Regions from separate parts of the Homo sapiens genome. Here region 2 is linked to region 1. A link is an interaction called in ENCODE POLR2A ChIA-PET data of the cell type or tissue named here. Cell type or tissue: PC-9. All regions are shown on one strand. Links, peaks and the distances in the headings refer to the core of each region. The heading gives the core; the rest is flanking DNA.

Evidence for each region. ChIA-PET counts read pairs that join two places held together with the same protein. Peaks named below come from ENCODE experiments on the same cell type or tissue, not always from the same donor. Only the 100,000 strongest peaks of a DNase experiment are listed, where the experiment ranks them.
Region 2: POLR2A ChIA-PET joins it to region 1 with 9 read pairs; 3 of 35 experiments call an interaction of 5 or more read pairs at or near these places.

Annotation. Positions count from the first base shown.
Region 1 is chr12:8,071,896-8,089,531 of GRCh38, forward strand. It overlaps NECAP1 (NECAP endocytosis associated 1), which reads left to right and starts at 10,379. Exons shown (of 8, transcript NM_015509.4): 1 at 10,379-10,488. The coding sequence starts at 10,394. RefSeq lists enhancers at 5,234-5,735, 9,641-10,840, 10,272-10,491, 10,562-10,621. In PC-9, for the core only: CTCF peaks have their summits at 6,681 (motif pointing left) and 6,884; DNase peaks (open chromatin) are centred at 5,506 and 6,656; H3K27ac peaks cover 886 bases.
Region 2 is chr12:7,801,992-7,811,456 of GRCh38, forward strand. No RefSeq gene overlaps it. Among named protein-coding and RNA genes, the nearest start is that of NANOG, 17 kb to the left of the region's middle. RefSeq lists enhancers at 1-307, 2,802-3,323, 3,324-3,843, 5,810-6,309 and a silencer at 4,982-5,141. In PC-9, for the core only: CTCF peaks have their summits at 5,068 (motif pointing left) and 5,271; DNase peaks (open chromatin) are centred at 3,470 and 5,070.

The DNA of each region.
Region 1 (17,636 bases), core at 3,852-7,851:
CTACTTCTTTTGACACTTCTGTAGCCAAGTCTTGTTTTTCTTTTTCTTTTCTTTTCTTTTTTTCTTTTGAGACAGGGTCTTGCTCTGTTGCCCAGGCTGGAGTGCAGTGGCTTGATTGTAGCTCACTGCAGCCTTGAACTCCTGGGCTCAAGTGATCCTCCTGCCTCAGCCTCCCGAGTGGCTGGGACTACAGGCATGCACCACCACATCCAGCTATTTTTAAATGTTGTTTTGCAGAGATGGGGTCTTACTATGTTGCTCAGACTGGTCTTGAACTCCTGGCCTCAACTCCCAAAATGCTATGATTACAGGCGTGAACCACGATGGCTGGCCCAAGTTCTTGTCTCATATATCCCTTTTGAAGTACCTACAATGGTTTTAGATTTCCTGGCTGGAAAATGACTAATTCAGGGAATATTCTCTACCTACTCTATAGTATTGTCAGGAGTAGATTAACAGACACACAAAGCTCTTAAAACAGTACCAGCATATACGGAACTTAACAAATATTAGCCATTATTATGTCAAAAAACTAATGTGAATTACAGTTGCTTATTAGATCAAAATTATTTTCCATCTTAGACAAGTGGCAAATAATTTACAAAATGTTCCCTTCCCAGTGTGAAATCATACCCTTTTTGTCAAGTCAAATTCTAACCTATGGCCCTCAAAGATGTAGATTAGATGTACTCTTTCCCCGCTAGAGTATAACTGCCTAATTATCCACATAGTTATGGTAAAGCCAAGTAGGAACACAAATTGAAGAACAAAGTTGCCCAGAAATTAAAAATAATTCAGTTAAAAAGTAAATAAAATAAAAAACTGTTAACTCTACCATAATAACAAGTATCTATGCCTGGATCTTGAAAGAAATCAGCCAAATTTGGCATGATAACTCAGACAAATCTTAGTGATTTAAAGAAAATCTAACAAACTTTGCTTATTCTATCGATTTATTGGTTTTTGACTTTCTATTATAGAGTGTATCTAGAATAGCCAGGTAGGAGAGGCTGAAGTGGAAGTAAACTGAATGTAGGTACATGTTTCATTAACACCCTTTGTGACTTTAGTTCTATAAAGGCAAAAGTGAACAAGGAGATAAGGGAGGAGACCACCCCTCATATTGTCTTATGCCCGATTTCTGCCTCCAAAGAAAGAAGAAGTAAAAACTAAAAGGCAGAAATGGAATCCACAAGCAGACAGCCTGGTGCCACACCCTGGGCCTGGTAGTTAAAGATCGACCACTGACCTAATTGGTTATGTTATTTATAGATTACAGACATTGTATAGAAAAGCACTGTGAAAATCCCTGTCCTGTTCTGTTCTGATCTAATGACAGTGCATGCAGCCCCTAGACACGTAACCCCTGCTTGCTCAATCGATCACGACCCTCTCAGGCGGACCCCCTTAGAGTTGTGAGCCCTTAAAAAGGACAGGAATTGCTCACTCAGGGAGCTCGGTTGTTGGAGACGTGAGTCTTGCTGAAGCTCCCAGCCGAATAAAGCCCTTCCTTCCCTTCTTTAACTCGGCGTCTGAGGGGTTTTGTCTGCGGCTTGTCCTGCTACAGAGACAAGTCTTCTGTGTATGTCCAACTGATCTAATGAGAAGTCATAGAAGCTTTTTTTTTGGAGGGGAGACAGAATAGAGGACTACTGAGGGGTAGATGGCTCTCGTCAATGTAGGTCAAGATATATTTTTGATACAAAAATTAGCCGGGCATGGTGGTGCAAGCCTGTAGTTCCAGCTACTAGGGAGGCTGAGGCAGGAGGATTGTTTGAACTTGGGAGGCAGAGGTTGCACTGAGCTGAGATCGTGCCACCGCACTCCAGCCTGGATGACAGAGGAGACTCCGTCTCAAAAAAAAAAAAAAAAAACAACAAAGAAGAAAATGTGTTCTCCATTTCTTTTCTCCTTTGCTCTTTCTTCTCCATTTCATTCCCACTAAAATGCAGGCAAAAGAAGGTGAAGACACATAAACATTTCAGATAAAATGCTCCTTCTAAATCTCTTCAAATCATACTACACTGGGCAGATTTGTTAGCCATTAGGAGAAAAGGTGTTTTTTTTGTTTTTTTTTTTTTTGAGATGGAGTCTCGCTCTGTCGCCAGGCTGGAGTGCAGTGGCATGATCTTGGCTCACTGCAATCTCTGCCTCCCGGGTTCAAGCGATTCCCCTGCCTCAGCCTCCCGAGTAGCTGGGACTACAGGCATGCACCACCACACCTGGCTAATTTTTAGTATTCTTTTAGTAGAGACAGGGTTTCACCGTGTTGGCCAGGATGGCGTCGATCTTCTGACCCTGTGATCCACCTGCCTCGGCCTCCCAAAGTGCTGGGATTACAGGCGTGAGCCACCGTGCCTAGCGAGAAAAGGTTTCAAAGTGGCAATTATATTTTAGTTGTTATGTTCTGTTGTATATCTTCTGAAGTGCCAAAATATCAATTGTATCATTGTTTATATTTCCCTAAACAAACATAATACTTATTTCAAATGCTAGTTAGTATTAGTAATAACGTACACAGGATGGTTTATTAACTAGGCTCTGTGCTAAGCACTTCATTGGTTGTATGCCGTTTAACTCACGCAGCAACCCAATGATGAGATAGGTAACTCATTGTCAAACAGGACACTGACATGCAAAGTAGCTATTTACCTAAGTTCACACCACTATGTAAATGACAGAGCTAGAACCAAAGAGCTGGCCTCCAGAGCTTCTGCTGTTAGCTGGAATGTTTCCCTAAAAGTGAATACTCTCATTATTTTAGGCAGTCATATTTTATAAAGTCATGGGGAACACATCAAACGATCAATACTTTTTTTTTTTTTTGAGACTGAGTCTCGCTCTGCCTCTCAGGCTGGAGTGCAGTGGCGCAGTCTGGGCTCACTGCAATCTCCACCTCCCGAGTTCGAGCGATTTTCTTGCCTCAGCCTCCTGAGTAGCTGAGATTACAGGCGTCTGCCACCATGTACGACCGATCAATACATAATCTTGTTTTATGTGTGTTTCTGTTTAAAGATGGCTTATTTATTAATTAATTATTTTTAAGACGGAGTCCTCCTCTTGTCGCCCAGGTTGGAGTGCAGTGGCGCGATCTCGGCTTACGGGAAACTCCGCCTCCTGGGTTCAAGCGATTCTCCTGCCTCAGCCTCCCAAATAGCTGGGATTACAGGCGCCCGCCAGCACACCCAGCTAATTTTTGTATTTTTAGTAGAGACTCTGTTGGCCAGGCTGGTCTCAAACTCCTGACCTCAGGTGATCCACCCGCCTCGGCCTCTCAAAGTGCTGGGATTACAGGCGTGAGCCACCACGCTCGGCCAATGGCTTATTTCATATACTTTGCTGATTTATCAGCATTGACCTTTATAACGAAAGCTCTATAACTCATCCCTGAATGAAGTGTAGCTAACACGCATGTTTCCTCTGTAAGGTGTATCAAAGCCTTCTTATGTTTAGGAATACTAGACAGTATTTCAGCACTACGCTCGGTGGCCATTTTAAATGATAAAATCATTTAAAAACAACAAAAAACCAAAAATTCAAAAAAAGGGGCACTAAATAGACTGCGAAAAGGATACTTGTTTATAGTATGAAAGCTAAAACAAGAAGGCAGTATCACCTTGTTTGACAGCTGGATAAATTCTAGTAAGTACCTGATTTGCAAATATGTGATCCATAAATAACAAGTATCTACTGTAATCGCTGTAACTATTGTATATTCTGTCCCTTTTATAGATGAAGAGGTTGAGGACAGAAGGAAAACATTATTGACAGAGAATTGCATATTGGTTAACGACCTGGGTTTAGAGATAATTAGATATATGTCTACCACTTATGGCTGTGGACAAATTATTTAATCACAATGTATCAGTTTCTTCATCTGTAGAGTGGGCATGATCATAATAGTACCTATGTCATATGATTAGTGATATAATGCATATAAGCATGTAGAACAGGACTCAGTACTTGATAAATGTTAGTTATTACTATCATTTAACCATAGACATAGCAATGCTAGTAATACATACAAACATTTAACTATAAGTTATAGTCAGCTGTTGCTTTGGTACCAGGAATTTCGGGTTCTGTTCCTGACACTTAAATATTAGATGAGCAAGTCACTGACCTTTCTGTAACTCAGCATACTTTTTATGAAAATGGGAATAACATTACCTACTCTACGAGATTGTTGTGAGAAATAAATGAGATAGTATGCGTGAAAGCATTTTGTAATCTTAAAGATCTGATATCAATATTACGTAATATGATCGTCATTATTATTATACAGAATGTTTATTGTTAAAATCGGTATCTGAGAACTTAGTTGCTCACCATAATTTATTGTGTGTTATATCATATATTTGGAAGAATGCATATAATTAATAGATACATTCTGAATAATAAAATTACCATCCATGAGCTTACCATTCAGCATCAGAAATAGAATGCTACCATTTTCTCTCAAGCACCCTCTGCAAACTACCCTGATCTACCTCCTGCACCTCCTTACCAAGTAATCACAACTGGAAATTTTGTATTTATCATTTTCTGTTTTTTTGAGACAGAGTTTCGCTCTTGTGTGCAGGCTGGAGTGCAATGATATTTGTTAATGGTATTTGTGCAATGGCACGATATTTGTTAATGGTATTTGTGCAATATTTGTTAATGGTATTTGTGCAATGGCATGATCTTGGCTTACGGCAACCACTGCCTCCTGAGTTCAAGTGATTCTCCTGCCTCAGCCTCTGGAGTAACTGGGATTACAGGCACTTGCTACCACGCCCAGCCTGTATTTATCATTTCCTTACATTTCATAAAATGTTTACACAATCTTAGATTTGCCTTTTTTTGAAGATTGTATAAATGGGACAGTTTTATTTTTAAATTTATTTTCCCCGCTTAGTATTTTATTTTTGTCATCTATTCATGTTGATGCACACAGCAAGTAGTTCATTTGTGTTCACTATTTATACTATCCCATTGTTTGTTCTAATGATGGACATTTATTTCCAATGTCTTGCTATTATAAATAGTAAACAGCACTGCAGTGAAATTCTTGCGCATTTTTCCTACTGTATATTTGCAGGAGTTGCTCTACCTAAGTAGGGAATTCAGGGGTAATGAGGTATGAGCATATTCCATTTTACCAGATACTGCCGAAGTTCCCATTGCCCCACATCCTTACCGGCACTGGGTATTGACAGATATTTAAATTTTTGACAATCTGGGGTGTAAGAAATGTCCTCTAAGGCTCTTCAATGAATAAGCTCATCACTCTGGAAATCAGCTATTTCCTTAGTAAGTCATCTGCACTCTAGTAACCATAGCAGGTAGTAGAAATTCTTTCTGCTGGGTTTTCGTTTGATGGTGTAGTAGGGGGATGATGGAGTTGGGGGAAAAAGCAGATATCTTTAGTTTTCGGGCCTGGTCCTTCTCCTAATTACACCCAGCACCTGCCAGATGCCTCACATCCTCATTAAGCAGCGGAGAGTCACAAAGGGTGAGTCATTGCTGTAAATCTCCCTGGGGCCAAGTTTTATTCATGTTCTGAAGCTATTATATAGCTTGGACATGTAGGAGGAAAGGATATTTCCCTTAAATCATCAGGAAACAGAATTCTAACTTAAAGTGTCCCAAGTGAGACGTATCCTTTGCTTTTCAGGCTGTAGAACCTGATGTCTTTTCTTCATGAATAGTATTAATACTAAAGTAGCTTTGATCCTAAGTTCTGTAGTTATAGGACTCTCAATCTTTTTTATTTTTTTCTCTCTCTAGGTTTCTAGATTATTGTCATTTAAACTACAAATATTGATTGAACACCTACCATGTGCCAGGCACTGTTCTAGGTGTTGGGGATACAGCAGTAAATAAATCAAAGTTAGAATTCATTACCCCTCAGATTTGAAGATTGTCAAATTTACAAGCAAAGCCAGTTTAACCTGACACAGCAGCTACAGCACAACACTGCAGAGCAAGGAGTAGGTATGGCTAGATTTAGGTCAATGGCTGACTTTAACTGCTATTTGATTAAAATATGAGATCATGGTAAGACCAACACAGCGTTTTCAACTTTAAAAAATGTTCGTTTTTTGAATTGTTGAAATTGATGGAGGCCTTACCTATCTCACAGTGGAAAGAGTGTTAGTTTGTAAATCATGAGATATGAAGTTCTGATCCTGACTGCATCACCAACTATGTCTTTGGATGAGATCTGAACTGAAAGGTTACTAAGGTCCACTCTAGCTAAAAAAAATCCTGTAAACTATGATTCGAATCTCATTACAATTTTTATTACCACTGCATGTGTAGCAACTTCAGGATTTAGGAAAATTATACTTTAACAAATACCATTGATAGCAGTACCCTGAGCAATGATAAGTCAGAATTTAATCTGTGATAAATACCTTTTTGTGTGTGCGTAAAGAAGAGCTGGGAAATATGTTACTGGTAGGGCTAAGTTAAGAAAACCATAAGTTATTTTCATGTTTAAATGACATCTAAAAGTGACCAAGATTTGAGATGGGTAAGGCCTCCATGAATTTCAACAATGCATTTAAAAAAACAAGCTTTTGTTAAACTTGGTTAAATCATATACTTACAAAGCCACATACAAGAACACTAGCTTGACTTAGCACAGTCTACTCAGCCCAGAACCTGTGAGCTGTGTAGCTACTACCCCCCGGTGGTGGGCAAAGATAAGTTCGAGACAAGACATTTTTAATTTTTTTATTTTAGTTTATTTTTTTTTGATACGGAGTCTCATTCAGTAGCCCAGGCTGGAGTGCAGTGGCATGATCTTGACTCACTGCAACCTCCGTCTCCTGGGTTCAAGCAATTCTCCTGCCTTAGCCTCCCAAGTAGCTGGCATTACAGGCATGCACCACTATGACCAGCTAGTTTTTGTATTTTCAGTAGAGACAGGGTTTCAACATGTTAGCCAGGCTGGTCTTGAACTCCTGACCTCAAGTGATCTGCCTGCCTCAGCCTCCCAAGGTGCTGAGGTTACAGGCGTGAGCCACTGTGCCGGCCCAAGACATTTTTAATTATTTTGATTGGGAAAGAACAAATCATCCCTGTTAAGGCAGGCTGAAATGATCATTCATTTAGCAAATAAACATACAGAGTTCTTACTATAGTCTGAAAACTGTGCTAGATACTGGGAAAACACAAACCTGTTTCTTTCCCTTGGAAAACAGAGATGCCAACAAGCAGTTGAATGCAATGTGCTAAGAACTAAAACAGCTGTACAAATGTTGTGGGAGCATAGAGGAGGCAGTTACCAGTTCTATTTAGAGAAGTTGAGGAAAACTTCTGAGATAAATTGATATTTAGATTAGATCTAAAGGCATCTTACCAAGGAATGAACGGGAAGTGCATTTCAGTCTGGACAAATATGTTCAGCATGAATAAAAATGGCATGTATGGAAAATTATGGCAATGTGATCAGTTAAGCTAGAGAAGACATCGTGGGTGAGAGTGAGGAAGACTGTATTTTTTTCTGTTTCTGTTGAGATGAAGCAAGAGAAGGGAAATTTAAATTTATATAAAGAAAAAACATGGTTAAGTAAGGGTTTTTTTTTTTTTTTTTTTTTAGGTGAAAGGACTTGAATATACTTACATGGTGAGGGAAAGGGGTGAATGGAAAATGAGTTTTAAGATACAGGAAAGAAAGGAGATAACTGATTAACCAGGTCCCTGAGGAGATTGGTCCCTGAGGAGAATCCAGGGCACACACAAGTGGATAGGAGAAAGAATAGATGAAGATGCAGATAGGAGTATGAATAGGGTGTCATTAAGTTGAGAGAGTTCACACAAACTTTATTTTCTTAGGGAAGTAGTAAGATGTTTTACCTGTCAAGAAAGAAAAAGAGAAGACTTAGAGTTGAAGGCCTGAAAGGGCAGCAAAATTTGGAACAACCATTAAAGGGAATGAAAATAAAAACTAGCAATGGCAAATCTGGGTGTTAAGGGCAAAGCTGAGACTCAAACCCATAAACTTTTAGGGACACCAATCTTTATAATTGTGTGATTTGCTTTTGGAGAATGATGGAGGGAGATGGTTGGAATATATAAGACTGGAGTCTTTTGGGTTGGCTGTGATGGAAAGACAAAGAGGAAAGGAAACTTAAGGATGCTGGCAAGAGAACTGTTGAAACAAGGAGATGGGAGGAATAAAGAGAAGGCTAACAATGTGCAGAACATGAAGAAGAACAGGTGAGGTAGAAAAGAGAGGTAAAGATAGTTAGAATTTATGTCAAGAGATTGTATGGCTAGGAAGAGTTAACTATATGGGCTTTGAAATCTCTAAAAGATTTGGGAGAAGAGGAAGAGTATAAACTAGTAAGAAGGTGAACCAGAAGCCAGAATCCTCCAAAAATGATTGCCAGTGATAACACAGAACAGAGAAAAAAAAAGAGGTACAATGTGGTGTAGTCATATGACCTAGGCTTCAGATGAGATCATAGGGTCAGAAATAAGGAACAACAAGTAATAAACCACTTTTCTGTCTTTATTTTTCTTTTAACATGTATTCAGTGACAATAATAGCTATATAAATCTTAAACAACAGAGAAATATATGGAGGAGAAAATAAGTTTCTTTCCCCCACTTAGCCTTATATCCTTTGAAAGCCTTCTCAATGCATTTACATGCATGCATATATAATTTTGGGGTGTTTCGACAAAAGTTGATAATGCTGTATGTTTTTTGCAGTTGGCTTTAAAAAATCTTGGATCTCTTTCAATGGCTAACCCTTTAGTTCAAAACATCTCATAGTAATAGATATACCATTAACCATTTCCCATTGATAGATGGTCATTTTGTTTCCATTTTTTTCACTATTACAAACAATGCTGTAGTATTATTGTACATACTTTTTTGTGCATATAAGGATTTCTCTACAATATTTATTAGTGAAACTGCTAAATTGAAGATTACGTCCAATTAATATTTTGATAAATTCTGTTAATTTCCCTTTTAAAAATGCCGTGCCAATTTACATTCCTGCCAACAGTGTATGAGATTAGACTGTTCCTCACGTCCTCGCCAGGGATAAATGTGGTAATTCTTTTTGAAATTTAAGATATCACTTTCCAAGGTGGAGCAGACAAATTAGAGGCAGGTTTGCTTTTTTTTTTTTTCTCATTAAACTTTTTTAATGGGTCTCAAAATTCTGTGACAAATTTTTGGATGTTTCCATTAAAAAGTACTGATTTAAAAAACTAATAACTTAAAACTGCCACACGCAAAAAAGAAAACCAGTGGTCCACAAAACATTCTCCTTTCCTTCTGAAGAAGAAAACCAGTGGTCCACAAAACATTCTCCTTTCCTTCTGAAGGTTTTACGATGCATTGTTTTCATTAACCAGTCTTTTACTACTGAACTTAAATGGCCAGTTGAAACAAACAGTTCTGAGACCGTTCTTCCACCACTGATTAAGAGTGGGGTGGCAGGTATTAGGGATGATATTCATCTAGCCTTCTGAGCTTTCTGGGCAGACTTGGTGACCTTGCCAGCTCCAGCAGCGGTGAAGACTGCTGCTGTTGTAATGAGGCAGGCTTGAGTTTCTGTCTCAGTTTTGCCACTTGCTATCTGTACTGTCAGGGTGTTGTGGTTAAGTTTACCTTTGGGGCGCAGAAAAAGCATATTTATGGTGAGAGTTCGGTAGCATTTATCATTATAATAGAACTGGGAGCTAATATAGGCCATTAGATAGTTCATTATGCTTCCGATTTTATCAGGAATTGGGTTGATCCCACGTATAGTCTATTTAACAGGATCAAATTTTCCAAAAAGATAATCGGAATACACGCCGAAAGTGTGGCAAAACATTTTAACAGGTGTCGTCCTGAAAAATCGGAGATAAAGAGTGTAAGGCACTAAATCAAGTTGGGTGTTTTCAGCGTTTAGACTCTGGAGAGTTGAAATCCACGGTGTCTATGACCAGATCATACATCATTCTCTGCAGGTACCTCGTCTGGGACTACCGGCTGGAGGTTGCCTCTTTTCTGCCAGGAGACTACAGTTAGGAAGTGACTCCTGTAAGAAAATCCGTCACGATTCAATATGGTCCTCGTCCTCGTAGGACACTCCAGGCACCTGCCTAGAGTAAGATGGCGCTTTTCGTAAGCACCTCTCCAGGACAGAGATTTCCATAACGAGAGTCACGCACTTGCAGGCCATCTTTGCCATTATCCAAGACGGTGAGCCGTGCAGCCTCATCGTTTCCAGGTTTCAATATGGCTCCCCGCGTCACCGAAAAGGTTAATCTCAGAAACTAACTTGAACTCGCGCGGAAGTGACGCAACAGAAGTTGTCGCGCTTTGCATCTCCGCCTCCCGTGCTCCGCCTCCGGTCTTACGTTTCGCCCCCGGCAGCGCCGACAGCGGACCCAAGATGGCGACCGAGTTGGAGTACGAGTCTGTGCTGTGTGTGAAGCCAGACGTCAGCGTCTACCGGATTCCGCCCCGGGCCTCCAACCGCGGTTACAGGTACTAACCCCGAGGCGCTGCCGCACACGCGTACTCTGTCGCAGATGACAGCTTCCTTCTCAGCTAGCACGCTGTCCGTCCCTGCCACTACTACCTCTGTATTGTCACCTTGCTAGCCTCCCTACCTGGGTTGTCATCTCCCTGACCACCTGCTCCATCTCCACTCTGGACTGTCATCACCATATTTCTGCCGTTTTTTTTTTTGTTTTGTTTTTTATTAAATTACCACTCTGCGTTATTCCACTCTGCCTCTCCCGTAATCCCCTGGGGCACCCATCTGCTCCCCATCATGCACTTTCAGTCGTGCTTGCTCCATTGCCAGTCCCCTTTCATTCGCTCTTCCCTGCGTCCTTCAGCTTATCATCCTCATCCTTTCTCTCTCTCTCTCTCTCACACACACACACACACACACACACACACACACACACACACACCTTTCCAGTTCCCCATGCACATTTATGGGTAATCGTGTTGCTTGCCACTCTGGATTATCTGATTTATTTTTTGTACTGTTGTCAATTTCGTCACCAACTGTCATCATCCACCATTCGGTTTTTCCTTCAGCAGTTTTACCAGTGAGCAAAGGTTATGATCATAAGCTTTACAACGGTTGTTCATTCTGTTTCTTCTCATTGTATTTTCTTGATGATTATATAGTATTTTCTGTCTTCCTTCCCTACCTCCCTTCTTAACCTCTCCTACACCTTTTCCCTCCAAAGTTGAGGCAGCATTTTTCTCTGTTGGGCCTAACTACCTACCTTGTAATCCAATGACTGTGAGGTTCTGAGGATGCTATAGGACATTATGTAGTTGAAAGACAGTTCACTGGGCTTCATGTTAAACCATATGAGTGTGAGCCCTTTCCAAGCCTCAATTTTCTCATCTGTAAAATAGAAAAAAAAACCTGTTAGTGATGATACCTGCGCTCTTATAATGTGCTTAACAAGGGTTTTTGGGAGAGTAAAATTAAATCATATAATGGATGTGAAAGAATGTAGGAAATGCAATAAAGCAGTTACAAATACTATTTGTTTGTTCTTTTTTTTTTTTTTTTTTTTTTTTTTGAGATGTAGTCTCACTTTGTTGCCCAGGCCGGAGCGCAATGGCTCAATCTCAGCTCACTGCAACCTCCGCCTCCTGGGTTCAAGCGATTCTCCTGCTTCAGCTTCCTGAATAGTTGGGATTACACGCATGCACCACCACACCTGGCTAATTTTTGTATTTTGAGTAGAGATGGGGTTTCACCAAGTTGGCCAGGCTGGTCTTGAACTCCTGACCTTGTGATCTGCCCACCTTGGCCTCCCATAGTACTGGGATTACAGGCGTGACACCACGCCCAGCCGTCGTTTTTTTTTTTTTTTTTTTTTGTTAGAGAGGCAGGGTCTCGTTCTATCATCCAGGCTGGAGTGCAAGTGGTGCAATCACAGCTCACGGCAGCTGTGTACTCCTGGGCACAAGGGATCCTCCTACCTCAGCCTCCCAAGTTGCTAGGGCTACAGGCATTGCCTCACAATGCCTGGCTAATTTTTAAATTTTTTTGTGTAGACAGGATCTTGATATATTTCCCAGGCTGGTCTCGAACTCCTGGCCTTAAGTGATTCTCCTGCCACAGCCTCCCAAAGTGTTGAAATTACAGGTGTGGGCCACTGCACCTGGCCAAGATACTGTTCTTATTCTTCTCTCTGACCCACATCATCATTGTGATTTTTCCTCCTGGCATTTATCATTACCTTGGCTGAAAAGTTACCCTCTCCTTATGTCTGTTATTTTGCCCCTTACTGGCGTTTTATTCATCATGAATCAATATTTTTATGCTTGCTGACCTGTGCGCTGGGCCCTGTGGGTTGCACCTTTGGCAAAGAGGTAGCAGTTCTGTTTTTAATAAGCTTTTAGTTGGACCCCAAACTGACCCTAAGTAGAAATCAACATGCTTTTAGATGGTAGTTACAGGTACTATATGAGTCACTTAAACATCACCTTCTTTGGGAGGCCCTATGTGACCCTTCCATTCTGGTTTAGATATGCACCCTGTGTGCTTCCATAGCACCTTTTTCTTTTTCTTTTTTACTTTAAGTTCTGGGATACATGTGCAGAATGTGCAGGTTTGTTACATAGGTATGCATGTGCCATGGTGGTTTGCTGCACCTATCAACCTGTCATCCTCGCCCCTCCCCCGAGAGGCCCCAGTGTGTGTTGTTCCCCTCCCTGTGCCCATGCGTTCTCACTGTTCAACTCCCACTTGTGAGTGAGAACATGTGGTGTTTGGTTTTCTGTTCCTGCATAGCACTTTATTCTTATCTCTATTCCAGGGCTCTTCATTTTGTATTGTAATGGATTACAGTGGATTGTACAATGGATTGTTTAGTCTCCTTTTTTCTCCAGGCTAGACTGTGAACAACTTGAGATCTTTTTAACTTTATATTCCCAGGGTCTAGCACAGTATCTGGTACACTTTGGGCACCCTGTAAATGTTGACTGAAAGAAGAAATCAGTAGATTACACAGAGAAACCTAATCACATAAAGTGGCATTGATTGAACTGTTAAATAAGGTCAAATAGCTCATTACTTCCAACTTTAGGAGTTAAGACTCCTAAAGGATATGATACATATTGAAGTGGGATTATATTCTTTTTCTTGAAGTTTTTTTTTTTTTGAGATGGAGTCTGGCTGTGTTGCCCAGGCTGGAGTGCGCTGGCGCAATCTCAGCTCGCCACAACCTCCGCCTCCCCGGTTCAAGTGATTTTCCTGCCTCAGCCTCCCAAGTAGCTGGGACTACAGGCACGTGCCACTATGCCCAGCTAATTTTTGTATATTTAGTAGAGACGGGGTTTCACTGTGTTGGCCAGGCTGGTCTCAAACTCTTGACCTCGTGATCCGCCTGCCTTGGCCTCCCAAAGTGCTGGGATTACAGGCGTGAGCCACCGCACCCGGCCTACTTCAAGCTTTTTAAAACACCTCCCCTCTCACCCATCTTCTCTATCTTCACTTCTTAGTTTTCCACAACCTTTATACTTACATCAGTTAACTGCACTGAGCCATTAAAGCAGTTTCTTAATTTTCCTCTTTTTCCTGTTATCCTTCTGTGTTTTCCATGTCTACTGGCATTTTTTATCCTCCAAGAGGCACCTTATCATCAATCACTTTTTTAGTACAGCACATGAAGAGAGCGGAATTAAGTTTGAATAACGATATTTATTTGCTGGGTTACCTTTGGCAAATCACCACTTTTGAATGTTAGTTTCTTCATTTGTAAAAATGACTATAACAATACTTACCTTGTAGGATCCTCTCACTTAATCTTCTTTTTTTTTTTTTTTTTTTTTTTTTTTTTGTTGTTGAGACAGAGTCTCGCTCTGTCACCCAGGCTGGCGTACAATGGTGTGATCATGGCTCACTGCAATCTGTGCCTCCCAGATTCAACTGATTCTCGTGCCTCAGCCTCCTGAGTAGTTGAGATTACAGATGTGCACTGCCATGCTTGGCTAATTTTTTGTATTTTTAGTAGAGATGGGGTTTCACCATGTTGGCCAGGCTGGTCTTGAACTCCTGGCCTCAGGCAATCCACCCACCTCAACCTCCCAAAGTGCTGGGATTACAGGCATGAGCCACTGCGCCTGGCCCTTTCACTTAATTTTCACGAGAATGGGCATAATGCCTGGCACATAATAAATGCTTGATAAATGCTGGTTTTCTTTTTGTTTGCATAATCTTTCTTATTTACCAGAACCCACTTTATATTATAAGCAGGATTTATTCTCTAGGCTGACATTAAAGGACAAACTGGGCTTTTTAGAAAGCAGGAGGAATTTTTCCTTTGAGTGACTGGTAAGATTAGAGAGAATAATTGATTTTAATTCACCTAGTGTAAGCTGTTCGTTCCCAGACTTTCACTGACCAGACTTCTAGACTATGGGAAGGAAAATTTGGGTTGACAAGAAACTTATCAGGCTGAGTGCGGTGGCTCATATCTGTAATCCCAGGACTTTGGGAGGCCGAGGCGCACGGATCACTTAAGGTCAGGAGTTCCAGACCAGCCTGGCCAACATGGTGAAACCCCGTCTCTACAAAAATACAAAAAACTTAGCCAGCCGTGGTGGCGCACACCTGTAGTCCCAGCTACCTGGGAGGCTGAGGCAGTAGAATTGTTTGAACCCGGGAGGCGGAGGTTGCAATGAGCTGAGATCATGCCACTGCTCTCCAGCCTAGGCGACAGAGCAGGACTGCGTCTCAAAACAAACAAAAAGGAAACTTACAAATGCTTAGAAAACAATCTGGGTGCGGTGGCTCACTCCTGTAATCCCAGCACTTGGGGAGGCCAAGGCGGGCGGATTTCCTGAAGTCAGGAGTTTGAGACCAGCCTGGCCAACTTGGTGGAACCCCGTCTTTACTAAAAATACAAAAGAAATTAGCTGGGCATGGTGGCCTGTGCCTGTAATCTCAGCTACTCAGGAGGCTGAGGCAAGAGAATTGCTTGAACCCGAGGTTGCAGTTAGCCAAGATCGCGCCATTGCACTCCAGCCTGGGTGGAAGAGTGAGACTCTATTACACACACACACACACACACACACACACACACAAATAAATAAATGGTTAGAAAACAGTTTTCCAACCTATAAAACTATTTTTTTTTAAAAAAAAATTCTTCACTACCCTCTTCCCTTAGCTAAATCAATATTAACCTCTATAATGCGTTTCAGTGTAATGAAAGAATAATGGACTTTAAAGTTAGGCATTATTACTTACTGTGTTATCCTTTCCATCATTTAGAGAGAAAGAGAGGTATGACAGGCTTTTCATGCCTATTTCACATATCTACTATAAGGACATAATAAGATGTACATTTGGAATCTTACTGTGAATCATCATAGTGGTTTTTTATTTATATATATATAAAGTTTTATTACTAAGGTAAATGAAAATTTGTAAGGTAAGTTAAAAGTATTGTCAGAGGACAAGCAAAATCAAGAGTTCTTTAGATTAGGTCTTGGAGTAGGAAAGGAACTAAGGCTCAAGGCTGAGGGAATCTGCTGCCATGAATATCCATTTACTTACAGAATTTGTTAAGTATCGGACACTAGATACACAAGAGAAATAAGGAACTCATCCAAGAAAAACACATTTAATAGACTTGTTCCTAATTTTTTTTTTTTTTTTTTAGAGACAGGGTCTCACCCTGTTGCTCAGGCTGGAGTGCAGTGGGGCGATCATAGCTCACTGCAACCTCAAATTCTTAGGCTCAGGCAGTCCTCCTGCCTTGGCCTCCCAAAGTGCTGGTTATAGGCGTGAGCCACGGTGCCTGGCTGTTCCTAATATTTTTAATAGCCCATTTACATGAGCTCTTGGTGGCATGATTATAATAAGTAATAACTCATTAATATAATAGATGAGGAACTTTAGAGCTCTCTAATCTGGATCAGATTTAGGTACTTGAGGGTCTTTGAGGGCAGGGAATCAAGAGGGAAGAGAATGGGAAGGACTTATTTTACAGATCCTGTTCAAAACCTGTGCTAATTTTCACTTTCATTTTCCTCCTTTCAGCTTTTTACCTCTCATCTTGTTAAACTCATTCTTGTTCAAATATACCTTGTGGTTGCTTTTTTAGTCTTTAAGTATTAGTCTTTGGTTTCTTAGAAGATGAATTATTAATAACTTTTACTTTGCTAATCTGTTTTCCATACTCCTGGCAAAACAAATCACAAATACAATGTTTTGTAAAATTCATCATAAATAATCTTAGTTGTTGTTCAAGTTGATTATAACACGTTTTATAAATTTCTGATGTTTTCATGGCCGTTTGTATCTCCAGCCCAGATGTCTTTCTTGAACTCGTCTCATATATTTTACTGCCTACTCTACATCTCTTGAAAATCTACTAGACATCTCAAACTCAGCATATTTAAAACTGAATCCCTGATCCTTCTTCCTAGATGTGTTCCTTCTCATCTCAATAATTGGCAACTCTTTGCTCAGGCTAAACACCTTGGAGTTGTCCTTGGCTTCTATCCCCTATCTAATCCATTAGAAAATCCTGCTGCTTTTACCCTAAATATATCCTTCTCTTCTATCCCATATCTAATCCATTAGAAAATCCTGCTACTTTTACCCTAAATATATCCAGAATATAGCCACTTCTGCTACCATTGTGACTTTTCTAGATTACTGCAGTAGTCTCTTAGCTAATCCCCCTGCTTCAGTCCTCTTATCCCAACAGCTTTTCTCCAGACAGCAGATGTAGTAATCTTTTTAGAATATAAGGGAGATCATGTCACACCTCTGCTTAAAATTTGTAATAGCTCTTTTTTCACTCAGAGTGAAAGCTGAAGTTGTTACTATGACCCACAAGGCCCTGCGTGATCTGGCCGTCTGTTACCTCTCCCACCTTGTCTCTTCCTCTGTTCTAACCACAGTGCTTCCTTGTTGTCTCTCAAACATGCCAGGCATGCCCCCACCGTAGCACCTTTGGGCTAGCTGTTCCTTATGTCTAGAATGCTTTTCCCCCAGACATCTGTATGGATAACTCTCTTGCTTCACATTCTAGCTCACATTTCACCTTAATGAGACCTACCCCAACCACCCTCTTGAATGCTACAACTTGTTCATTCTCCCACTGTCTTCTTAATCTTCCTAATTTGCCTCTACATTTTCTTTTTACCTTAGAACTCACCACTTTCTAAGATACTAATTATGCTGTTTATTATGTTTCTTTTTTATTTTCTATCTTCTGTTAGGATGTAAGCCTCATGAGGGTTGGAATCTTTGTTTTGGTTGCTGTTGTATCCTAAGCATCTGGAACAGTGATGCATCTGTCCTAATAAGTACTGTATAAATATTGATTGAATTCAGTGAAAGATAGTATATTTACTGATTTGGGAGGGCTCCCATTACCTAGGATATTTAATGTAGTAGACTTTGTTGTTATCTGATTAGTAAAGCATGGTTATCTAGTATACCATCTATAGTTTGAAAATAGCATCGTTATGAGAAATTTTATTTATTTCTTTATTTGAGACCAAGTCTCGTTCTGTCGCCCAGGCTGGAGAGCGGTGGCGCAGTCTCGGCTCACTGCAGCCTCCACCTCCCAGGTTCAGTTGATTCTGCCTCAGCCTCCCAAGGGATTTCAGGCGCACGCCACCATAACCAGCTAATT
Region 2 (9,465 bases), core at 3,173-7,172, 270 kb before region 1:
GTTAGCCTTGAAGCTAATCTTTATTTTTCTTTATTTTATTTTATTTTTTGAGACAGAGTCTCGCTGTGTCACCCAGGCTGGAGTGCAGTGGCGCAATCTCGGCTCACTGCAACCTCTGCCTCCCAGGTTCAAGCAATTCTGCCTCAGACTCCCAAGTAGCTGGGACTACAGGCACACGCCACCATGCCTGGCTAATTTTTGTATTTTCAGTAGAGGCAGGGTTTCACCGTGTTGGTCAGGCTGGTCTCCAACTCCTGATTTCGTGATCTGCCTGCCTCAGCCTCCCAAAGTGCTGGGATTGCAGGAATGAGCCACCATGCCCAGCTTTTTTTTTTTTTTTTTTGAGATGGACTCTTTTTCTGTCTCTCAGGCTGGAGTGTAGTGGCTCACTGCAACCTCTGCCTCCTGGGTTCAAGCAATTCTACCTCAGCCTCCCGAGTAGCTGGGATTACAGGTATGTGCCACCACACCCAGCTAATTTTTGTATTTTTAGTAGAGATGGGGTCTCAAAAAAAAAAAGGGAGAAAGGATGGTAGCATAAGACGGTATACTAGAGAAACACTAAAATAGGATAGGCAAAATATGAGCCTTTAAAAGCTTTAAGGAGTAACATACTTAGATTTGCATTTTAGATTGTTCTCCCTGTACTACGGGAAGGTATTGGAAGGGAGCAAGACCAGAGATTAGTCTATTTTAATGATTATGCCTATTTATAAGGGCCTAGATTAGGATTCATTGGGAAACAGTGTGTTACATATGACAGAAGTAAGGAGATGATCAAAGAATGATTTCATAGCCGGATGTGGTGGCTCATGTCTGTAATCCTAGAACTTTGGGAGGTCAAGGTGGGTGGATCACTTGAGGTCAGGGAGTCCAGGACCAACCTGGCCTATGTGGTGAAACCCCTTCTCTACTAAAAACACAAAAAAATTAGCTGGGCATGGTGGCGGGCGCCTGTAATCCCAGCTGGCTTCAAGCAATCCACCTGCCTTGGCCTCCCAAAGTTTTGAGATTACAGACATAAGCCACTGTTCCTGGCTCAAGTATACCACCCTAATCAAAATTATTTTTGGAGTTTTTTTTTCCTTCTTCAACAGTTATGTTAGAGATTATGGATTTTTTTGTTTGCTTTTGTTTGTTTGTTTGTTTTGCGACGGAGTCTGGCTCTGTTGCCCAGGCTGGAGTGCAGTGGCGTGATCTCTGCTCACTGCAACCTCCACCTTCCAGGTTCAAGTGATTCTCCTGCCTCAGCCTCCTGAGTAGCTGGAATTATAGGCATGCACCACCACACCTGGCTAATTTTTTGTATTTTTAGTAGAGACGGGGTTTCACCATGTTAGCCAGGATGGTCTCAATCTCCTGACCTCGTGATCTGCCCGCCTCGGCCTCCCAAAGTGCTGGGATTACAGGCGTGAGCCACTGGCCCGGCTTTTTTTTCTTTTTAGATGGAGTCTCGCTCCTGTCTGGAAGGCTGGAGTGCAGTGGTGTAATCTCGGCTCACTGCAACCTCTGTCTCCCAGGTTCAAGTGATTCTCCTGCCTTAGCCTCCCAAGTAGCTGGGATTACAGGTGCCCGCCACCACGCCCAGCTAATTTTGTTTTTGTTGTTGTTTTTGTGCAATTGGTTGTCAGCCCATTTTACACATTCTTCTAGAATTGGCCATTTCTCCAAGAAGCATTAGTTACTTTTAGCAAGGAATAATATTTAGAGATCAGAACTGATCGCTGGTATTGCTATAATTAAGGGTAGTTGCAGATATTGACTTTATGTGCAGACAATTGAAAATCCAGAAAAATCTCAGAAGTCTTTCTGTGACTTCTCCTCACATATTATCCAAAATTGACATAAGCCCATGATTAAACTAACAATTTGGCAAAGCGAATGAGATCATTACAATTTGCCTCCCACCGCTGGGTATAGTGGCATACATCTGTTATCCCAGTATTTTGGGGGCCGAGGCTGAAGGAACACTTGAGGCCAGGAGTTTGACACCAGCCTGGTCAACATAGTAAAACTCCATGTCTACAGAAAAATTTAAAAACTTAGCCAGGTGTGATGGTGCGTGCCTTTGGTCCTAGCCAGTCAGGAGGCTGAAGCTAGAGGATTGCCTGAGCTCAGGAGTTTGAGGCTGCAATGAGCTATGACCGCACCACTGCACTCCAGCCTGGGTGACAGAGGGAGACCCTGTCTCTAAAAAAATAGTAATAAAATAAAATAAAAAGATTTACCTCCTAACTAAAAGACATGGCCTTCAGAAGAAGTTAAGATAATTGTATGTGAATGGAAAACGAATAGTTTCTGCTACAGCAACCAGTGTATATCTGCTCTAGTACAGCTACAACTAAATCAATTTTACAAGGTAGAGAGTCCAGGAAGACTACCAAATATATATAGAAACTGCATATTTGATTAAGAATTCTAGTTTAGATCACTATATTATTAGTTAGAAAAACAGGCCGGGAGCAGTGGCTCACGCCTGTAATCCCAGCACTTTGGGAGGCTAAGCTGGGCAGATCGCGAGGTCAGGAGTTCAAGACCAGCCTGGCCAACATGGCGAAACCCTGTCTCTATTAAAAATACAAAAAGTAGCCGGGCGTGGTGGTGGGCACCTGTAATCCCAGCTACTTGGGAGGCTGAGGCAGGAGAATCGCTTCAATCCAGGAGGTGGAGGTTGTAGTGAGCAGAAACCAAGCCACTACACTCACTCCAGCCTAGATGACAAGAGCAAGGTTCTGTCTCAAAAAAAAAAAAAAAAAAAAAGAAAAACAAGGCACAAAACCATATGAATGATTTATTCTATTTGAATTAAAAAATATAAGTCACATAGATACAAACATTTTCTGGGAGGATAAAAACATACGCCCAAAATTTACATTTCAGATGAATAGATAAATAATAAATTATTTAGGAAATAAAAGTAACAATTCTCAGTTTGGGGGAAAGTTGATAGAGTCCTGCTTCATTCTAGGTTACATGAAAGCTGGGTGCCATGGCTCACACCTGTAGTCCCAGCAATTTGAGAGGCTGAGGTGGGAAGATCACTTGAGCCCGGGAGTTCTAGACAAGGCTGGGCAACATAGCAAATTCCCATCTCTACAAAAAATAAAACAAATTAGCTGGACACAGTGGTGCTTGCCTGTAGTCCCAGCTGCTTGGGAAGCTGAGGAGGGAGAATCAATTGAGCCTGATGGTTGAGGCTGCAGCGAGCTGTGATTGTGCCACTGCACTCCAGCCTGAGCGACAGAGAAAGACGCTGTCTCAAAAAACAAACAATCAAAAAACAATAGGCCGTGAGAGGTTGCTCACACCTGTAGTCCCAGCATTTTGGGAGGCCTAGGCGGGTGGATCACTTGAGGCCAGAAGTTCAAGACCAGCCTGGCCAACATGGCAAAATCCAATCTCTACAAAAAAATACAAACATTAGCCGGGCGTGGTGGTGCATGCCTGTGGTCTCAGCTATTCGGGAAGCTGAGTCAGAAGAATCACTTGATTGAACCCAGGAGGCAGAGGCTGCAATCAGCCTAGATCATGCCACTGCATTCCAGCCAGGGAGATAGGTGTGAAACTCTGTTTCAAAAAAAAGAAAAAAGAAAAGAAAATACACACATTAAAATCTCAGCTCCACCATTATGACCTTGGGCAAATTATTTTGCAGGCTTTTAGGTCTTCCCTTTTGTGTAAATAGAAATAATACTTGAAGTGATTTCTGTCATCTAATATGTATTTTGTCTAGCTCATAGAACATATACAATTAATGTCAGTTACCTGCATGGCAATGTAAAATGTGATCATCCTTTGATACACCCCCTAGGACTGTATGCCAAGGCATTAATCAAACAACCACATAAAGATACTCATTACAGCACTGTTGGTAATAGCTAAACAATTTTTTATTTTTATTTTTATTTATTTATTATTTTTGAGGCGAAGTCTCAATCTGTCACCAGGCTGGAGTGCAGTGGCACGATCTCGGCTCACTGCAACCTCCACCTCCCGGGCTCAAGCAATTCTGCCTCAGCTTCGTGAGTAGCTGGGACTACAGTTGCGCACCACCAAAGCCAGCTAATTTTTGTATTTTTAGTAGAGACGGGGTTTCACTGTGTTGGCCAGGATGGTCTCGATCTCTTGACCTGGTGATTTGCCCACCTCGGCCTCCCAAAGTGCTGGAATTATAGGTGTGAGCCACTGCGCCCGGCCAAAAATATTTTTTTAAATCTAAATGTATATCAATAGGACTTTCCTTAAATGTGTTATGATATATTGGAGTACTTATGTAGCCATAAAAAACAAAAAAGATGGCCAAGTGCAGTGGTTCATGCCTGTCATCCCAGCACTTTGGGAGTCTGAGTCTGGTGGATCACAAAGTCAGGAGTTTGAGACCAGCCTGACCAACATGGCAAAACCCCGTCTCTACTAAAAATACAAAAATAAGCTCGGCATGCTGGCCGAGTGCCTGTATCTCAGCTACTTGGCAGGCTGAGGCAGGAAAATTGCTTGAACCCGGGAGACGGAGGTTGCAGTGAGCTGAGATTGAGCCACTGCACTCCAGTCTGGGCAACAGAGTGAGACCCTGTCTCAAAACAAAACAAAACAAAAACAAAAAGGATGAAGCAGATTTAAATGTATGGGAAAATTCCATTATTAAGGTAAAAGAGCAGATTCGTTTATAGGTTGTGATCCCATTCATGTCATATATGGAGATAAATTAAGTGTGGAAAGATAGATACAGATATAGAAATAAAAGTAATAGTTATCTCTAGGAAATAAAATTAGGAGGCATTTTTTGCTTTTCCTCTATTTTTAGAACATATCTGACAAAAATAATAGATAAATCTATTTGGAAAGCATAAGAGTAGCCTCTATGGAACTAAATAATTGCTAGTAAAAGTAACATTTCCGTGAACATTTTTGAAATATGAAAATAACTCAAGTACTTGTACTGATACCTTTAGGACATGCTAGAATACTGGAACTCTTGCTTTTGAAACACAGATTAGACTGTCCCTCTTTGGGCAAAGCCATTAAGTCAATGTTAAGCTCACTGAGAGAGTCACACCCCCCTCTAGTGGTCTACCGTGGCACTGGGCTCACCAATCTCCCAACTGTTTTACAATGATAGGGAACTTTCCTTAACCATCACATGTTCAGGGACAAGGGAATGGATGCCCAGACATATTCTTCAATTACATGTGGTTCAAGATAGAAATCAATTGAGAATGATGGATCAGATATACTCAGATGTACTTGATGAAGTAGAAGTTCCTCTAAATGGAATAAACTGGAGGCCCTAGGGAAAAAAAAATGGATTGAAAACCTTAGCAGAATAAGTGACACTGCTTTTACAAGTGATTCATAGTGGTTATAAACTAAGCCAGCAGGCAGACATGGAAATGTTCTTGGAAGAGTGTGTTTAGATATTGTAATGAAGATACAAATTTGCTGAGGACATTGGAAAAAAGAAATCTGTTGCTGTGGAGTTTAACTAAAAGTGTATCAGTCTCTTTCATCTTTTTTTTTTTTTTTTTGAGACAGAGTCTTGCTCAGTCGCTGAGGCTGGAGTGCAATGGTGTGATCTTGGCTCACTGCAACCTCCGTCTCCCGGGTTCAAGCGATTCTCCTGCCTCAGCCTCCTGAGTAGCTGGGAAGTAGCTGGGATTATAGGCGCCGCCACCATGCCCAGCTAATTTTTAATTTTTGTATTTTTTAGTAGAGACGGGGTTTCACCATGTTGGCCAGGATGGTCTCAATCTCCTGACCTCGTGATCCGCCCACCTCGCCCTCCCAGAGTGCTGGGATTACAGGCGTGAGCCACTGTGCCCGGCCTCTCTTTCTCTTTTGTCACCTATTTAGCTTTAGAAAATTGGGTAGCAAGCCCGCAGGTGTGTATGAACAGGGCCACGGTTGAACAAAGACTAACAGAAGGCAAGCTGAACAGAGTGTCGGAGTCATAGGATTGGCTTCAGCTTCCCTCACAGTTTATAAGAGATCCTTGTGGAGATTCATGGTCAAGATCATGCGTTAGCTGAGGAAAATTCAGAGTTTATTAGAATCAGAACATCTAGCACAGCTACAGTATGGGACAGGTGCGGGACATCCAGCAACATGGCACCAGGGAGGTAGGCTCCTGGGATCTACTGCCAGTCTTTAGGAGTAGTTCACAGCCCAACACTTGTGGGGGATGACGTGAGCTAGTCATTTTGGATTGAAAGCTTGATGTTGCAAATATTATGTTGTAGAAACTCTGGATTCTCTTGTGTTCTTCTGGGCATTTTGTATTTTTGTTCTAGTAGGCAAAAACGTTATCTTCCCAGCAACGAGCAACAGCTGATCTCTCTATCCTGCTCTAGGGTCTTCATCTGCTGCTTTTTGGCCTGGAGACACCTGTGCTTGCAAAATTCGCTGGTCAGTCAGGAATTTGGGCAGAAAATATGATCAGACTTTTAGGAATGACTTTCTCTATGGTTTTTTTTCCCCCCTTTTTAGTTGTTTTTGGTAGGATTCACTCCTATTTTTTTTTTTTTTTTTTTGAGACGGAGTCTCGCTCTGTCGCCTAGGCTGGAGTGCAGTGCCATGATCTCGGCTCACTGGAAGCTCTGCCTCCTGGGTTCATGCCATTCTCCTGCCTCAGCCTCCCAAGTAGCTGGGACTACAGGCGTCCGCCACCACACCCGGCTAAAATTTTTTTGTATTTTTTAGTAGAGATGGGGTTTCACCGTGCTAGCCAGGATGGTCTTGATCTCTTGACCTCACCATCCACCTGCCTCGGCCTCCCAAAGTGCTGGGATTACAGGTGTGAGCCACCGTGCCCAGCCAATTCACTCCTAATTTCAAACTGCTCTGTTGGTTTTGGGCACTTCCAGCCATAAAATTTCAGCTTTCTGCACACGGCCCTGGGTTCATTCCCCAGCACCATCACCAAAAAAAAAAAAAAAAAAAAAAAAATAGATTTCAGTTTTCTGTCACCTGAGCTGTGGAGGAATGAGGAATACATTCATTTTTTTTAATCTTTTTTTTTTTTTTTTTTTTGAGACAGAGTCTTGATCTGTCGCCCAGGCTGGAGTGCAGTGGCGTGATCTTGGCTCACTGCAAGCTCTGTCTCCTGGGTTCCTGCCATTCTCCTGCCACAGCCTCCCAAGTAGCTGGGACTACAGGCACCCGCCATCACGCCCGGCTAATTTTTTTTGTATTTTTAGTAGAGACGGGGTCTCACCGTGTTAGTCAGGATGGTCTTGATCTCCTGACCTTGTGTTCTGCCCGCCTCGGCCTCCCAAAGTGCTGGGATTACAGGCGTGAGCCACCGCGCCTGGTCAATCATTTTATTTTTAACATTACTTATTTTTATTTTTTACTTTTTTTCAGTTTACATTTACATGAGCATTTATTTTTTATTTTTTATTTTTTATTTTTTTTTGAGACAGTGTCTGGCTGTGTCACCCAGGCTGGAGTGCAGTGGATCGATCATAGCTCACCTCAGCCTCGAACTCCTGAGCTCAAGTGATCCCCCTGCCTCAGCCTCTCCAGTGGCTAGAATTTCAGATATGCACCACCACACCTGGCTAATTGTTTTTATGAAATAAAATTTTTTTAAATTTATTTTTGTAGAGACTGGGGTCTTGTTACATTGTCCAGGCTGTCCTTGAACACCTGGCCTCAAGCTATTGTTCTGCCCTGGCCTTCCAAAGAGCTGGGATTATAGGCATGAGCTACATGGGCCGGTCCAAACTTAGTGTACTCTTTTTTTGTCTTCTCCCAGGCTGGAGTACAGTGGTGCTATCATGGTTCACTGCAGCCTCCAACTCCTGGGTTCAAGCAGTCCTCCCACCTCAGCCTCCCGAGTAGCTGGGATTATAGGTGTGCACCACCATGCCCAGCTAATTTTTTTTTTTGAGATGGAGTCTCCCAACTGTTGCCCAGACTGGAGTGCAATGGTGCGATCTCGGCTCAAAGCAACCTCCGCCTCCCAGGTTCAAGCGATTCTCCTGTCTCGGCCTCCCAAGTAGCTGGGATTACAGGCACATGCCACCGCACTCTGCTAATTTTTGTGTTTTTAGTAGAGATGAGGTTTTTCCATGTGAGCCAGGCTGCTCTAGAACTCCTGGGCACAAGTGATCCGTCCACCTTGGCCTCTCAAAATGCTGGGATTACAGGCGTGAGCCACTGCCCCTGGCCTGACTGTAGGATTTATCAGGCTTTACCCTGTCTAAGTTTATGGGTTTCTGCTCCTACCAGGAAGGTCCTACTCTTTCCCTGCTTTTCTCAGTGTTCCTACCTTTCAATAATAAAAAAACAATTGGCCGGGCGCGGTGGCTCACGCCTGTAATCCCAGCACTTTGGGAGGCCGAGGTGGGCGGATCAGTTGAGCTCAGGTGTTCAAGACCAGCCTGGCCAACATGGTGAAACCCCGTCTCTACAATACTACAAAAATAGCCAGGCATGACAGTGTGTGCCTGTACTCCCAGCTACTGGGGAGGCTGAGGCGGGAGAATTACTTGATCCCTGAAGACTAAGGTTGCAGTGAGCCGAGATCACACCATTGCACTGCAGCCTGGGCAACTGAGAAAGACTCCATCTCAAATAAATAAATAGTTAATTAATTAAAAAAACAATTGTAATGTGAAAGGCTTGGTCGCTCGAATCTGAAGTCCAAGCTAGTCAGGAGGCTGAAGCCGGACAGTTGCTTGAGCCCAGGAGAATAGCCCGGGCAATACAGTGATATCCTGTTCCCCTCCTCCGATAAAAAACAATTATAATCCTTGGGAAGACAAATTTTAGTATAATATACTTTTTTTGTTTTTTGAGATAGGGACTCTGTCACTCAGGCTGGAGTGCAGTGGTGCGATCTTGGCTCATTGCAGACTCAATCGCCTGGACTCAGGTGATTCTCCCACCTCAACCTCCCAAGTAGCTGGGACTACAGGCATGTGCCACCATGCCCGGCTTGTTTTCTTTTGTTTTTTGAGATGGACTCTCCCTCTGTCGCCCAGGCTGGAGTGCAGTGGCACGATCTCGGCTCACTGCAAGCTCCGCCTCCCGGGTTCACTCCATTCTCCTGCCTCAGCCTCCTGAGTAGCTGGGACTACAGGCGCCCGCCGCATGCCCCACTAATTTTTTTTTTGTATTTTTAGTAGAGACGGGGTTTCACCGTGTTAGCCAGGATGGTCTCGATCTCCTGACCTTGTGATCCGCCCGCCTCAGCCTCCCAAATTGCTGGGATTACAGGTGTGAGCCACTGCGCCCGGCCGAAGGATTTTAAGTAGGATAGTGATATACAGTCCGACTTCTGTATCTGCAGATGCAAAGAACTACAGATGGAAAATATTTGGGAAAAAAGACAATACAACTATAAAAAACAATACAGTTTAACAATTATTTACATTGTATTAGGTATTAAAAGTAATCTAGAGATGATTTAAAGTGCATGAGATGATGTGCATAGATTATTTGCATTTAAATCATCACAATAAT